Linked DNA regions of Homo sapiens: region 1 is linked to region 2. Evidence: chromatin contacts called from ENCODE Hi-C or POLR2A ChIA-PET data. All regions are on one chromosome and are shown on one strand. The core of a region is the stretch at or near the end of the contact, and the rest is flanking DNA. Distances in the headings are between cores, read along the strand shown.

Evidence for each region. A loop is a pair of places that touch in the nucleus more often than their neighbours do. ChIA-PET counts read pairs that join two places held with the same protein, here RNA polymerase II (POLR2A). Pooled maps may share reads with other maps.
Region 1: a map of natural killer cell shows a loop between it and region 2 (4-fold over the local background). The contact joins two enhancer-like sites. A Hi-C loop is called at or near these places in 4 of 168 maps with a recorded cell type or tissue (B cell, GM12878, naive thymus-derived CD4-positive, alpha-beta T cell and 1 more), 13 of 37 single-sample maps with no recorded cell type and 10 of 50 pooled maps. POLR2A ChIA-PET finds 5 or more read pairs at or near these places in 17 of 52 experiments (A549, B cell, BJ and 13 more).

Annotation. Positions count from the first base shown.
Region 1 is chr2:60,990,129-60,997,168 of GRCh38, forward strand. All of the region lies in intron 4 of PUS10 (pseudouridine synthase 10), which reads right to left. Among named protein-coding and RNA genes, the nearest start is that of PEX13, 24 kb to the right of the region's middle. RefSeq lists an enhancer at 2,818-3,167. Within about 2 kb of position 2,908, at least 5 of the 41 ENCODE cell types and tissues checked have a DNase peak (open chromatin) inside an H3K27ac peak, as active enhancers do; they include CD8-positive, alpha-beta T cell and natural killer cell, where a contact is called at or near this core.
Region 2 is chr2:60,951,633-60,958,492 of GRCh38, forward strand. It overlaps PUS10 (pseudouridine synthase 10), which reads right to left. Exons shown (of 18, transcript NM_144709.4): 12 at 3,386-3,442; 13 at 2,450-2,526; 14 at 2,301-2,356; 15 at 1,365-1,482. Among named protein-coding and RNA genes, the nearest start is that of PEX13, 63 kb to the right of the region's middle. Within about 2 kb of position 2,584, at least 2 of the 41 ENCODE cell types and tissues checked have a DNase peak (open chromatin) inside an H3K27ac peak, as active enhancers do; they include CD8-positive, alpha-beta T cell and natural killer cell, where a contact is called at or near this core.

The DNA of each region.
Region 1 (7,040 bases), core at 1,658-4,157, 39 kb after region 2:
AACACCCATACACATACTCACACGCACGCACGGGAAAAAAAACCTAGAAAACAGAAAAGGTCTTGGAATTAAAAACATAGTATTACTATTTATGAAAAGCTAAACAAGATTGGAAAACAAAGTTGAGAAAATTTGTTAATAGTGGATCAACCCTCCTGAGGACAACTAGAAAAGCTGGACAACTAAAAAAAAATTGCATGAAGACATCAGAAAGTTAACAAGGTAGTGAAGAGTTACAGGGCCAAAATTCAGAAGAAGGGAACCAAAGATGAGCCAGGTGTTTTGAGCAGCTTTTCCCTAAGGGGCATCTGTTGTCAGAAGAGAGAGAGGGAATCCTGATAAGCCCTATGTTTTGGCTGAAACCATGAAGCATGACACCCTAGAAGCAGGGGTAAATGGGGACGAGAACAGTCCTTAAAGGTGTTAAAGATCAACTTCAAATCACTGCAATCCCTGTAGCTGGATTAAGGTAATTGCAATCCCTGTGGCTGGATTAAGGTAATTCAGAATTGCTAATGCCCCTAGCTAGAACTCAGAAGAAAACAAAAATCCTCTCTGGAGGAGAACATTATTTTAGTTTCAAATTATATTTTTCATAATCAATGTCCAAATTTTCTTTTCTTTTCTTTTCTTTTGAGACAGGGTCTCACTCTGTTGTCCAGGCTGGAGTGCAGTGGCATAATCTCAGCTCACTGCAGCCTCCACGTCTGGGTTCAAGCAATCCTCCCACCTCAGCCTCCTGAGTAGCTGGGACTACAGGTGCACACCACCAAGCCCAGATAACTTTCTTCATTTTTTGTTGACATGAGGTCTTGTTATGCTGCCCAGGCTGGTCTTGAACTCCTGGGCTCAAATGATCCTGAGTTGGCCCCCTAAAGTGCTGAAATTACAGGTGTGAACAACCATGCCTGGCCTAACATTTTATTTTTTTGTAGAGACGGAGTCTCTCTATGTTGCCCAGGCTGGTCTCAAACTCCTGGGCTCAGGCAATCCTCCTGCCTCAGTCTCCTAAAATGCTGGGATTACAGGCATGAGTCCCTGCACCTGGCCTGACCTATACTTTAAAAAACAAAAACTAAACTAAAGGATATTCTTCATGCAGAAGAATATAATCCCAGATGACAGCTGAAATAAAGGGTAATACACAAGATGAATATGTAGGTAAATCTGTGAATATTGACTGATTGTATAGAATATTACTTGTATAAAATAATGTCACATGAGATTTAAACATGTGTCAAATTAAAACACACACAATGAAATGTAAATTAAGAGATACAAGGAATCCAAGTATTCCAAGGTCTTTGCATTCTCTGGGAAAGATAAAAGTATTTATTTTTATTTGAGAGAGAGAGTCTCACTCTGTCATCCAGGATGGAGTGCAATGGCTCAATCTTGGCTCACTGCAGCCTCAACTTCCTGGGCTCAAACAATCCTCCTATCTCAGCCTCTTGAATAGCTGGGACTACAGGCATGCACCACCATGTCCAGCTAATTTTTTATTTTTTGTAGAAATGGGAGTACCAATTTAATTAGTACTTTTAAGAGTAAAGGAAAAACTGTAAATGCATAACTTCTAAGATAATGATATGTGTGAGGGGGTAGAATTCAAACAGAAAAATAATCCAAAAGAATTCTCATTATCCCTAATTCTGTTTAACAATGTACTAGCGATCTTAGCCAATGCAACAAAGCAAGAAAAAGAAATAAATATTACGAAAATTGGAGGGGAAAAGTCATTGTGCACAGACCATATGACCTCCAATTTAACGTGGTAGGGGACACCTCCCTGGGGCCAGACCAATAAAGCAGTAACTGAAATATCAGTTGCTGCATGCCACCTAAGAAACAAGTTGCAGATTGAATGTTACTCAACAGAAGCACTTTTTTTTTTTTTTTTTGAGACAGGGTTTCGCTCTGTCACCCAGGCTGGAGTATAGTGGTGCGATCTCAGCTAACTGCAACCTCCACTTCCTGGGTTCAAGCGATTCTCCTGCCTCAGCTTCCAAGTAGCTGGGACTACAGGTGCCTGCCACCACACCCAGCTAATTTTTACATTACATTTTTAGTAGAGACGGGTTTTCGCCATGTTGACCAAGCTGGTCGTGAACTTCTAGCCTCAAGTGATTCCCCTGTCTTAGCCTCCCAAAGTGCTGGGATTATAGGCATAAGCCACTATACGCAGCCAGAAGTACCTTAATACATGTCTACATTTAAAAAAAAATGTTTTGGAATACAAATTTAGCATTCATGACTAGCTACTGATTTACTCAATAGGGCATGAGTGCACATGCCCACTCCACAACAGGTCATGAATTTCTGTGATGCTTTCAGAATATGAAAGTCTCACTAAAATCACCAACTCACGATTTCTAATATGAATTTCTAGTGATAATACTAAAGGAATATCAGATAATCAATACACATCATAACACCCCAGCCTCACAGAAAATTTAAATCCTGGATGTGAACTAAATTCTAAATAGAAATCACTTCATATTATGCTTCTTAATATAAGACTAAAAGGGCTATTTATGTTAATACCTTTGCATCTATTTTATTATTTCATTTCCTTTTATATGGCTCATGACCACATTTAAATAAAATCCATTTTATTTTTTCCCCACACAAGTTAGTTCCCCTCACATTATCTTTACTCAGCTACTGGCAATAACATTTTAACAACCAGTTTAGAGAGAAACTTAGATTCCACCAGAAAAAAGAATCAAAGGTTTTGATCATACTCGATACCGCAACATTTACTTACACAAGTAGCTTTCAAATTATAATTTAATGAATACGATATATGGCTCTTTAATTTGCCATGGATTTAATTTTTAAAGATAAAAAACTAGCCCTCTGCAAGTACGTGCTGAGCACTCTTGCCCTGGCTCTGGAGACTGCCATATATCCAGCTGATCTCTGACGCACTAATTGTGAAACCAAAAGCTACACACAATAAAAAGGAAGTAGCCCTGTGAAATGTCAATCCAGTGCTCAACTAGGGTTTTTTACATCAGAGTTTTATAAATTATGAAAGTGTCCAGGCCAGGCGCAGTGGCTCACACCTGTAATCCGAGGACTTTGGAAGGCTGAGGCAGGCAGACCACAAGGTCAGGAGATTGACACCATCCTGGCCAACATGGTGAAACCCCATCTCTACTAAGAATACAAAAAAATTAGCCAGGTGTGGCGGCACATGGCTGCAGTCCCCGCTACTTGACAGGCTGAGGCAGAAGAATCACTTGAACCCGTGAGGTGGACGTTGCAGTGAGCTGAGATCATGCCACTGCACTCCAGCCTGGGAGACAGGGTGAGACTCTGTCTCAAAAAAAAAAAGAAAAAAAGAAAGGTCCAAATTGACTGGAAAATATGTATTACATTAAGAAAAACTGGATAACTTTGCATAATAAACATAATGGCAAGGAGAAAGATACTCAGTTTTTTAAGACAAAATTCCCAGCTAAACATTTCCACCTGGGGCCTTGAATGGTATCTAGTCTAGAAAACAGATTCCACTAGTATTGATCCTGTATTAATATCAGTGAGGAAAAATATATTCAGTTTTATTTAAAAGGGAAGATTTGTAAAAATAACTTTCAATATTTGGAGCAGTAAAACCTAATTTTAAAAAGGAGGAGCAGCTGTAGCACTGCAATTGATTGACACTTTTTTTTTTGAGATGGAGTCTTGCTCTGTTGCCCAGTCTGGAGTGCAGTGGCGCGATCTCGGCTCACTGCAAGTTCCGCCTCCCATGTTCACGCCATTCTCCTTTCTCAGCCTCCCGAGTAGCTGGGACTACAGGCGCCTGCCACCAAGCCTGGCAAATTTTTTGTATTTTTAGTAGAGATGGGGTTTCACCCTGTTAGCCAGGATGGTCTCGATCTCCTGACCTCGTGATCTGCCTGCCTCGGCCTCCCACAGTGCTGGGATTACAGGCGTGAGCCACCGCGCCCGGCCAGATCGACACTTCGTAACTGACAAACCTGGCCAAAGACTATTTTGCTGGTCCTTCCTTCTGCTTGGAGGGAAGAAAGTAGTAGTACTATTCCTTAAGAAAGAGGTTTCTGACAATGAGTTTGGATGTGTCTGACTTCAAGGTAGCACTTGCCACCTAGCCCCCTCTTCTTGGACATTTGGACATATCCATGACAAAGGATGTGGCTAAAAACTTCATTGGGACTTCCACCTCCAATTAAGGGACTTCACCATCATAATTCATCATCACACATACATGCATCAATCTTCCTCAGAGCAAAAAAAAAAAAGGAAGTCAAAAATAGCTCCTCACAAAAATGACTTGAAATTCCTGAATTTTAAGATAGGTGCTGTAATAAAATATTTGACTCAAAACATCTTTGCACCTATTCCAGTCATCTGATAACAAAACCTGAACATAAATGTGATGGGAAAGTGCTAAAATTGTAATTTAAATTTTATTTCCAGAGTTATCATTTTAGAGAATCACAAAATAAACTGGTGGTTTACCATTACTCTTTTTAAATGATCACACTTGTTAAATAATTATGAGAGTTCTGGTTTCATATTTTTACCAAGAATCCTTTCCCTAACCTTGAAGATACTGGACCATTTGGAGAAAGAAAATACTAAAGTCAAAACCTAGGCTAAGTCCCACTTATAACACAGAAAGACAATAACCCTTTTGAAATCTGACCAAGGCCGGGTGCAGTGGCTCACGCCTATAATCCCAGCATTTTGGGAGGCTGAAGCAGGCGGATCACCTGAGGTCAGGAGTTTGAGACCAGCCTGGCCAACAAGGCAAAACCCTGTCTCTACTAAAAATACAAAAAATCAGCCGGGCAAGGTGACGAGCGTCTGTAGTCCCAGCTACCTGGGAGCCTGAGGCAGGAGAATCGCTAGAACCCGGGAGGTGGAAATTGCAGTAAGCCAAGATCACACCACTGCACTCCAGCCTGGGTGACAGAGTGAAACTCTGTCTCAAAAAAAAAGCGTAAACTTTGGAGTTTAATAGATCAGAGTTCAAATCCTAGCTCTGCTATTTATCAGCAATGTGACCTTCAGCTTCAATTTCATCATCTGTAAAATGGAGATGATAACACCACCTACTTTAAGGGGTTGTGATTATTAAATGAAAGAGCACATGCAACACACTCTGCCATGAAGATATTCAATAACTGTTGGTGGCTTGTTTTCCTAAGAAAGGGGTTTTATCTTGCTCCTCCTAAAAAATAACTACACATTATGGTGGTGTGGCTGTTTTACATATAAATGATTGCTTTATACATATGCATACATACATATATATTTGTTATTATTATGAATAATTTTTCAAAAACAATCATATCTTAGTAAGCTAGAATTATTAGGTCTAAAACACAGTGGTGGTATCAGAAAAAAGGACAGTTCTACGCAACAAGAAAAACCTAGACCTGAAATAGGCAAGAGTCTGAATTAGAAGTTCCCCTTTTCAGCAACTTAACTACGCCACACGGTCCTAAAAATTAATGGAGGAAAAATAGTTTAATAAAGATCTCTACAGTTAGAAGGTAGCAATGTGCTAATACGTTCAATTTCACAGGGAAATCATTTTAAAGAAAAAGGATGTGTTTCATCTTGTATTTTTTTTTATTCTGTTACATTACCATTTCTTATTGTAAATTTTAAAGAGGCCAAATGTGACAATTCACAAGAATAAGACCATACACATTTTTAAAAGAAACTTCAAATCTTTGAGGCTACCTCATGTTCTGAATGCACCTGATCTCCCTCAATTACCTACACTGCTAGATGAGCCACAGCAACTTCTTTTCTTCCTTGCTTCCTCCTCCATTATACTTAGCTGGGTTCAGGCCAAGGAAAAGGCAATGCCATAAAGAGATGCATCTTTAAGCATTTAAATATGTGTCTGAATAACCTGCCAACTGCAATCCTGAATCCAATATACATTATAGTATTGTGGTGGTCTTTAGAATTAGGCTTGCTTCTAGTCCTGCTTGACTGTGGCTTCCTCCTCACAGGAATGTGATTTGTTCCTCCTTGCTGCATGCCACAGTGACCTCGGGGACTGGGTGCTTTATCTGTTGGGCTTCTTGTGCCAGCACCCCAATAACGAGTTATTAGATCTCTTCAATATCTGCTTTGACTCTTTGATAGTTGGACTTCTGATTGTACATGCCAACCAGGGCTTGGGTTCTATATAGACCTTGACTAATCACATGTCACTCACTCTTTCTCCCTTGCAACACATCCTAGTAGTGTATCACGTAACAGAGTCCTAAACCTGCACCCATGTCTAGTCTTATGTTCTCCTTAACACAGCAGCTCTGCCTGGATTCATCACTCTGGTGATCTTCTGACCTTTAGTGATGTTCATGAGTGTATGGCTTAATAAGGGGAGTAGTTAAGAAAAGGTAATATCCACGGAGCCAAGGTAGTCAGGTAAATAAAACATATGAAAATACACAAGATGTAGAGATGGTATGGTTTAAAAAAAAAAAAACTTAAAAAGCAACAGCAGCATGAAGCAGGGAGGCATATCCAGATTCCAATAAACGGGACGCATGGGCAAATCACATACCCCTACGAGACTTGGAGCCTTGGTTTTCTCCTCTTTAAGTGAGCATAAGTGTGATGACTACTGAAGTGGTCTCAATCTGTGAAGCTGAAAAAAATTGCCCATAGCATATCTTCTTTCCAATCTACAGATACTACCCATTAACTGTCAGAGATTAAAAGGGGATGCCTTATACACAAAGGTTGGAAACTCCTGGACTGTCAATCAGACATTCCCAATAGGTATCAATGGGTTTACACTTGGGTGGTGGCCTGGATAAGACTCTGACAAATCACAACCATATACACATTGATGTTTTTCAATAAGTGCCATAAAAAGCTGGGGAGTCCTGTTCTAGCTGATCACCAAGGTCTCATATAGATATATGATTCCATGATTCTAACAACACAGAATTTCATACACCAATGTTACATTCACAGAAGCAAGTTCTTGGAGTTACCTTTGATAAGATAGAGTGGATTGCTGCATGAACACACTCATTTCC
Region 2 (6,860 bases), core at 1,334-3,833:
GGTAATGTGAGTGATAGGGAGCAGCTGTAAATATAGATGAAGCTTTGCTGTCTCATCTGCTGCTCATTTTCTGCTATGTGGCTAGATTCCTAACAGGTCACCAGCTGGTACCACCAGGGGGTTGGGAACCACTGGCTTAAATTAAAACATATCATCCTCTATAGAGTCTATACTTTTATTTTTTTCCTTAGCACTTACCAGAAACCTTTTCCTGTGTCAATAAATATTTATCTACCACATAATTTTCAATGGCTGAATAGTAGTGGTCCATTATACAGATAAGCCATTAATATTAAACCAGTTCCTTCTAGTAGGTCATCTAGGTTGTTGCAAAATATTGCCTATTTAAACAATGTGGTAACTATATGCATCTCTGTGCCCATGTATGCTCATTCCTTGCATTTGAAAGTAAACTATTTTTGGCCGGGCACGGTGCCTCATGCCTGTAGTCCCAGCACTTTGGGAGGCTGGGGCAGGCGGATGACAAGGTCAGGAGTTTGAGACCAGCCAGGCCAACATGGCAAAACCCCATCTCTACTAAAAATACAAAAATTAACCAGGTGTGGTGGTGGGCGCCTATAATCTCCGCTACCCAGGAGGCTGAGGCAGGAGAATCGCTTGAACCCAGGAGGCGGAGGTTGCAGTGAGCTGAGATTGTGCCATTGCACTCCAGCCTGGGCGACAAGAGCAAGACTCTGTCTCAAAAAAAAAAAAAAAAAAGAAAAAAAGAAAGTAAACTATTTTTATAAGAAGAGGTGGGGGCAGATGGCAAGAAGTATGCACATGAACAGGCACTCTACCATGACATGCTCAGGTATAGGAAAATGTCACATGTGGCAAAATGCATGTGCTTTACATATATTGTCATGTGTTTTATTCATGTATTTAATCTCAGCATCAGTTCTATTAGATAAGTGCTATTTTATATTTATTTTTGACAAATGACCAAAGATAATAATAGCATTGCCAAGTGTTTCCTATGTGCCAGGTACTGTTCTAAGTGCTTTATCTAATTAAACTCATTTAATTATTTTAACTAATTTTATAGATGAAGAAATTGAAGCAGAAAGAGGTTAAGTAACTTGTCCAAAGTCACACAGCTCAGAAATGCAGATCCAGCATTTGCACCCAGGCAAACTGTCTTCAGAGTGGGGGTCTTCCCCACTGGCCACGCTGCCGCTCCAGGGGGTTAGATGAACTGCCCAGTCCTTCAGCTAGTCAGTGGCAGAACCAGGCTTGGAACCCAGGTCTTGCTGACCCCAAAGCCCATGCCCTGTGACTTGCTAGTAATAAATTAGAAGACAATGGGATCTTTGATAGGCAACAGAAAAATGAAATAAAAAGAATAAGCACACTTAAACTACCTTTATGTCATTTAGGAATTCAATGTCTTTCTTCTGTATCGCTTTATTTGTCCAAATTAAGGCACTGTAGGTCTTTGTCTTTTCTTCTTCACCTTCTTTCATATGTCCTATTGCCTCTCTAAACAAAAACAATTTTTAGAAGTTTGTCCAAATAAACAAAATACAAAAAAACCTTGCCCTGAATTAGCCTTTCTTTAAAAACAGTTTACATATAATTTCCCAGTTTTAACTGTACAATTCAATGATTTTTAGTATGTTTTCAGAGTTGTGCAGCTATTACCACAATCTAGTTTTAGAATACTTTCATCACCCTGAAAAAGAAACTTTGTACCCATTAGTGTCACTTCTCATTATTATTCTCCCCCAGCCCTAGACAACCATTAACTGACTTTGTATCTCTATAGATTTACCTATTCTGAACATTTCACATAATGAAATCATACAGTACGTGGTGCTTGGTGACTGGCTCCTTTCATTTCATAATGTTTTCAAGGCTCACCCAGCTTGCAGCATGTGTCAGGACTTCATTCCTTTTCATTACCAAATAATATTCCATTGTATGGATATATCACATTTTGTTTATTCATAGACACTTGGGTAGTTTTCCACTTCTTTGCTATTGTGAATAATGCTATTATAAATATTCATGTACAAGTCTTTGTGTGGATGTTTGTTTTCATTTCTCTTGTATATATAATATCTAGAAGTGGTTAAGATTTGCATTTCCCCAATGACTAATTATGTTGAGCATTTTTTCATATGTTAATTGGCTATTCCTATATCCTCCTTGGAGAAATGTCTACTTAATCATTTCCCCATTTGTAGTTGTGTTGTTAAGAGTTCTTTATATATTCTGGATGCAATTCCCTTATCAAGATATGTGACCTGCAACTAAAACGTCCCTTTTGAAATCATCTCCAATGAGCCTACTCTTACCTTGTGACAAGCTGCAAGTCACGTACTTGGATTTTGTTAGATGAGTTATTAATTTTCTGTAGTAGCAGAAAAAGAAAAACAATTAGCAAGTCTAGCTCAGTTACAGAATTGCAGAAACATGACGATTTCCATGGCATGAAGTGGTTTACCTGCTGAAGTTCCTTAATTTCTTGTGAAGTGAAATGTACTCTATGAGGATTCACCAGCTCAATTGCAAAGGGCCTTCCTGGCAGCACACACCCCGTCATGAAACAGAAACGTGTTGATGGAGTTAACATTTGGGCTAATGCAAGAGGGTTAGGAGGTGTGAAAAGTGGGTTGAGCTCTAGAGGACTGAAAGTTTAGTGACATGACTACATCTGAGGGAGGGAAGAATGTGTGAGAAGAATCAAGGGGCTTTTTGCAGGGCTGCTAAACCCCAGCACAGGCAATATGTGAAAATGACTGCTTCCCCAAAGGCCCATGAACAAGCCTGTGTTAATTACAAAACACAGTTTAAATAACCACTAATTAACTTAGTTACACTAATGTAAAGTTGTCACATGCAGCAATGCCCTGTTGAAATCCATCCTTCTAGCCTGATCCACTAGTGAAATGGAAAAGCTTTGGTTCCATGAGAGGAAGGAACTATAAGCCTCAAACAGTTCAGGATTAAATGTCATCATCTTTCTGGTAATGCAATAGGGTAAAATGAGAGACATGAAGGTTAAGACAGCAGAATCACTTTTTAAATGAAGATGTACATTCTGAAAACTGTACTGGTCCTTCTGAAATGTTATTAAATGAAAAAATTAATAATCAAACTTTTGGAAAAAAAATCAAGCACCTCTTTGTTAATGCACATGCAAGTCCCTTATAACCTATAGGTATGCAATCAGGATGGCCTCTGAAGAAATGATTCCTGTTAAGGTGTATTTCATATAATTCATAAAGGGGCCTCCATAATCCACAAAGCTTCCTCCCTTGGAGAAGCTCTGGGCCTTGCTCACTTTGTTTTTCACTGAGTGACTATGCTAAGCCTGCTGTCTAGAAAGGATGATAATCAGAAAGTTAGTTCTAATCAGGTGATGCTGTTGCAGTCTTACCATTTCCTAATGTTCTCACATCTACATCTTCTCTTCCAGAGGATGAAAAATTAAAACCTTTGAAAAGCAGATAAAGAAAAAAAAATTAGAGACATCATAGCTCTAAGATATTCATTCCCAACCTTTGCTAGAAACCCAACTGAAGGTCTTGAACAATCTATAGGAGAATCCCCAGGGAGAGTCATCATCCCACCTCTAATGTCAATCTCTACTAAAAATAGTAATGCTAATAGTAAACACCATTTATTGAGAACTTATTATATGCCAGGCATTGGACTAAAAATGTTATATATATAATTTAAATTTTATTTATTTATTTATTTATTTTTAGAAATGAGATCTTACTCTGTCACCCAGGCTGGAGTGCAGCAGCGTGATCATGGCCCACTGCAGCCTCAAACTCCTGGGCCCAATCAATCCTCTTGTCTCAGCCTCCCAAGTAGCTGGGATCACAAGTGCACACCAGCACACCTGGCTAATTTTTAAATTTTTGTAGAGATGAGGTCTTGCTTTGTTGCCCAGACTGGTCTTTAACTCCTGAATTCAAGCTATTCTCCTGCTTTGGCCTACCAAAGCACCGGGATTATAGGTGTGAGCCACTGCACCTGGACCATGTACTATTTAATCCTTATTATAACCTTATAAAGTAGGTATAAAATAAAAGAACACCAAGCTTCAGAAAAGTTAGGTAATGTTCCCAAGGTCACACAAGTAAATGGCAGAGCTAGGTGTTTCTGACGTTAAAATCCAACCTTAACTACCATCCCATGGGAACGCCAAGGCAGAGTCCTGTTTGGAAGAAGAGCCCACCACCCCTCTGGCCATAAGCGTATGGTGAAAACTCTATAATCTTTCTTTCTTTCCTTAGAACAAAGCAAAAACAGTCATTATTTAAGAATTAAACACCATGAAAGGAAAAGGAGGGAAAAAAAGGTTTGACTCTAAGAAGCAAATTCATTATATATGATTATACATGTCATGAAACCAAAGCTGGGACCATGACAGAACCAGCGTATGCTCTGCGATAAGTTGATCGTCACGGACTAAAAGCTGCAAATATTGGAAGGAGAAAATTAAAAAAAAAAAAAATGTAAGGGGCTTACACAACAACTTTTTTAGATATAGAACTAGGCCAGGCAGGATGTAGGAGTCTGTGAACCACTAAGTCCCAAAAAACTCTCCCTTCTGTGTTTACACTCCAGTGTGAAGTTACTAATAAATCCATAGCAATATCGGTATCTTCTAATCAGAGTCAACAGACTCAACCTGTAGTGCTAACAACAGATGGATGGCCATAGTTCAATGGTGAATTCAAAAAGGGCATCTGGGAAGCTGAAGATGCAGACTCCTTGGGGCTAGGATTTGTCTTACAGCTGCCCACCCCTGTCTCCCGGTCAGCCCCGTCAGGAAAACAGGGTGTCCACAGTGACTGAACAAGAACCTGTGACTGGCAGGGGTGAAGGGAATGAACAGGCCTCAAAGAAATAAGTCTACTAGTTACTGAAGGAGCAGAAATCTTAAATTCATAAGTCAGCCATAAAACTTCCCACAAATTCCAGCCCATCAGTAAGAAAGAGGTGTAGAAAGCTAGGCCCTTGAGAAGGCCACAAAAGCATTTGATTCAGACTAAAGGAGAAGCCATATTTACTGATCTTTTAGAAAAATGTTTCAAACCAGGCTGGGTGCGGTGGCTCACGCCTGTAATCCCAGCACTTTGGGAGGCTAAGGCAGGTGGATCACGAAGTCAGAAGATCGAGACCATCCTGGCTAACTTGGTGAAACCTGTCTCTACTAAAAATACAAAAAAATTAGCTGGGTGTGGTGGCGTGTGCCTGTAGTCCCAGCTACTTGGGAGGCTGAGGTAGGAGAATGGCGTGAACCTGGGAGGCTGAGCTTGCAGTGAGCCGAGATCACACCACTGCACTCCAGCCCGGGTGACAGAGCGAGACTCCATCTCAAAAAAAAAAAAAAAAAAAAAAAAAAGAAAGAAAAAAAAAGAAAAATGTTTCAAACCTGAAAATTAAGGAAACATCCTTGGACTCCAGAGTGAGAGAAACCTGGGAGGTAAACCTGAAAACTTATTAGTGTGCAATTATAAATAGCAGCTGACAAAAAAGGAAAAGAAGCCACTCCCTTAAGTATTAGAAAATACATGCTTAAAACTTGGTTGAGTTTTTTCAACTCCCATTATGCCTTGTCTCATCCCCCTAAGAAACAGTATCAAGGGCAAGAATGATCAGGAACTATAAGTGGTTCAGCTAATCTGCAGTGGTCCTCGTGTGCTGATGCCTGGAACGCGATGCACAAGCCTTGGACAAAGGATGCTGCAAGACCCATGACACACCTGCCCCCTGGCTGGCTCATAGCATTTATGATGGGTGGAGCTGGCTAGTGGGGGAACATGTAGTACCCCCAGCCCAGGCACTGTGGTGCCCAGAGCAACACTGGGTTAACACCACTGGGATGGCTACCTGTCACGGCCTGTGTAAACATAACACGGTGCTGTACCTTTATCCCAGATAATCGGCAGAACGTAAAAGCAGCCCTGCAATGGGTCTCACGGGAGATTAAGACAGTCAAGGGTTTTACTGATGACCCCCTGCAGAGATGGCGGGCATCCCTAGGCTCTAGCCTACGCTGTGCCCTGGTAGACATAAGTAGCATAGCTGGGATCCTAGTGGTGATCTGTTGCTCTCTGTATTGTTGTTGTGAGTTATGGACTCAGGGCTCTGCCCTATGGCCGTGTGTCCCTGCCCAGAGGACACCCTCAGCCCAGGGGGTGGAGTATAAGGGAAATGGCTGTGTTTTAGTCAGGAGTAGACTGAGGCAGGCTTCCAGCACAGCATGACTCAGTAGGTTTGGTGCACAGGTGCACAACCCCACACATTATGTAACCATGCCACGTGAGGCACATTAGGTGATCACTCACATGAACTTTTGCTTGGCTCGGAGCCACTATTGTCTGTAAAAGGTATAACTACCCTGCTGATGCTGTACATATGTCTCGTGCCTGGGCTTTTGCCCAGAGAGAGAGAATAAAGCCATGTCCAAAACTCCCTAAGATTCCTTAAGTGTTCTTTCAGCTGCCCACCACTCATCCGCCCACTCCTCTCGGTCTTCAGCTTGGGCTGGAACCTGACACTTGGCGTGACAGGTGGCCCCAAAAAGAATCCAAATGAAACTTTTTGTGCTAACGCTTTATTTTCATCCCTTCATAACCTGCATAAGTCTTATGTGATAATCCATTTGTAAATACCAAATTAAGCGGGTAAAAGCTCATGGCAAAGCCCAGGGTCTTTACTGCTAAGATTTTGGAAAATATTAGGGTGCTGGTATACTCTTTTTTCCATTCAGTAAACAATTCTTAAAGACCCTTAAAGAAGGGCCACCTCTGTGATAGGCAACAAATTATAAGAGGGATGTGGTTTGAAGTGTTTCTCTTTCCTCCTTGCAAGTCAGGGAGCTGGAAGGGTCA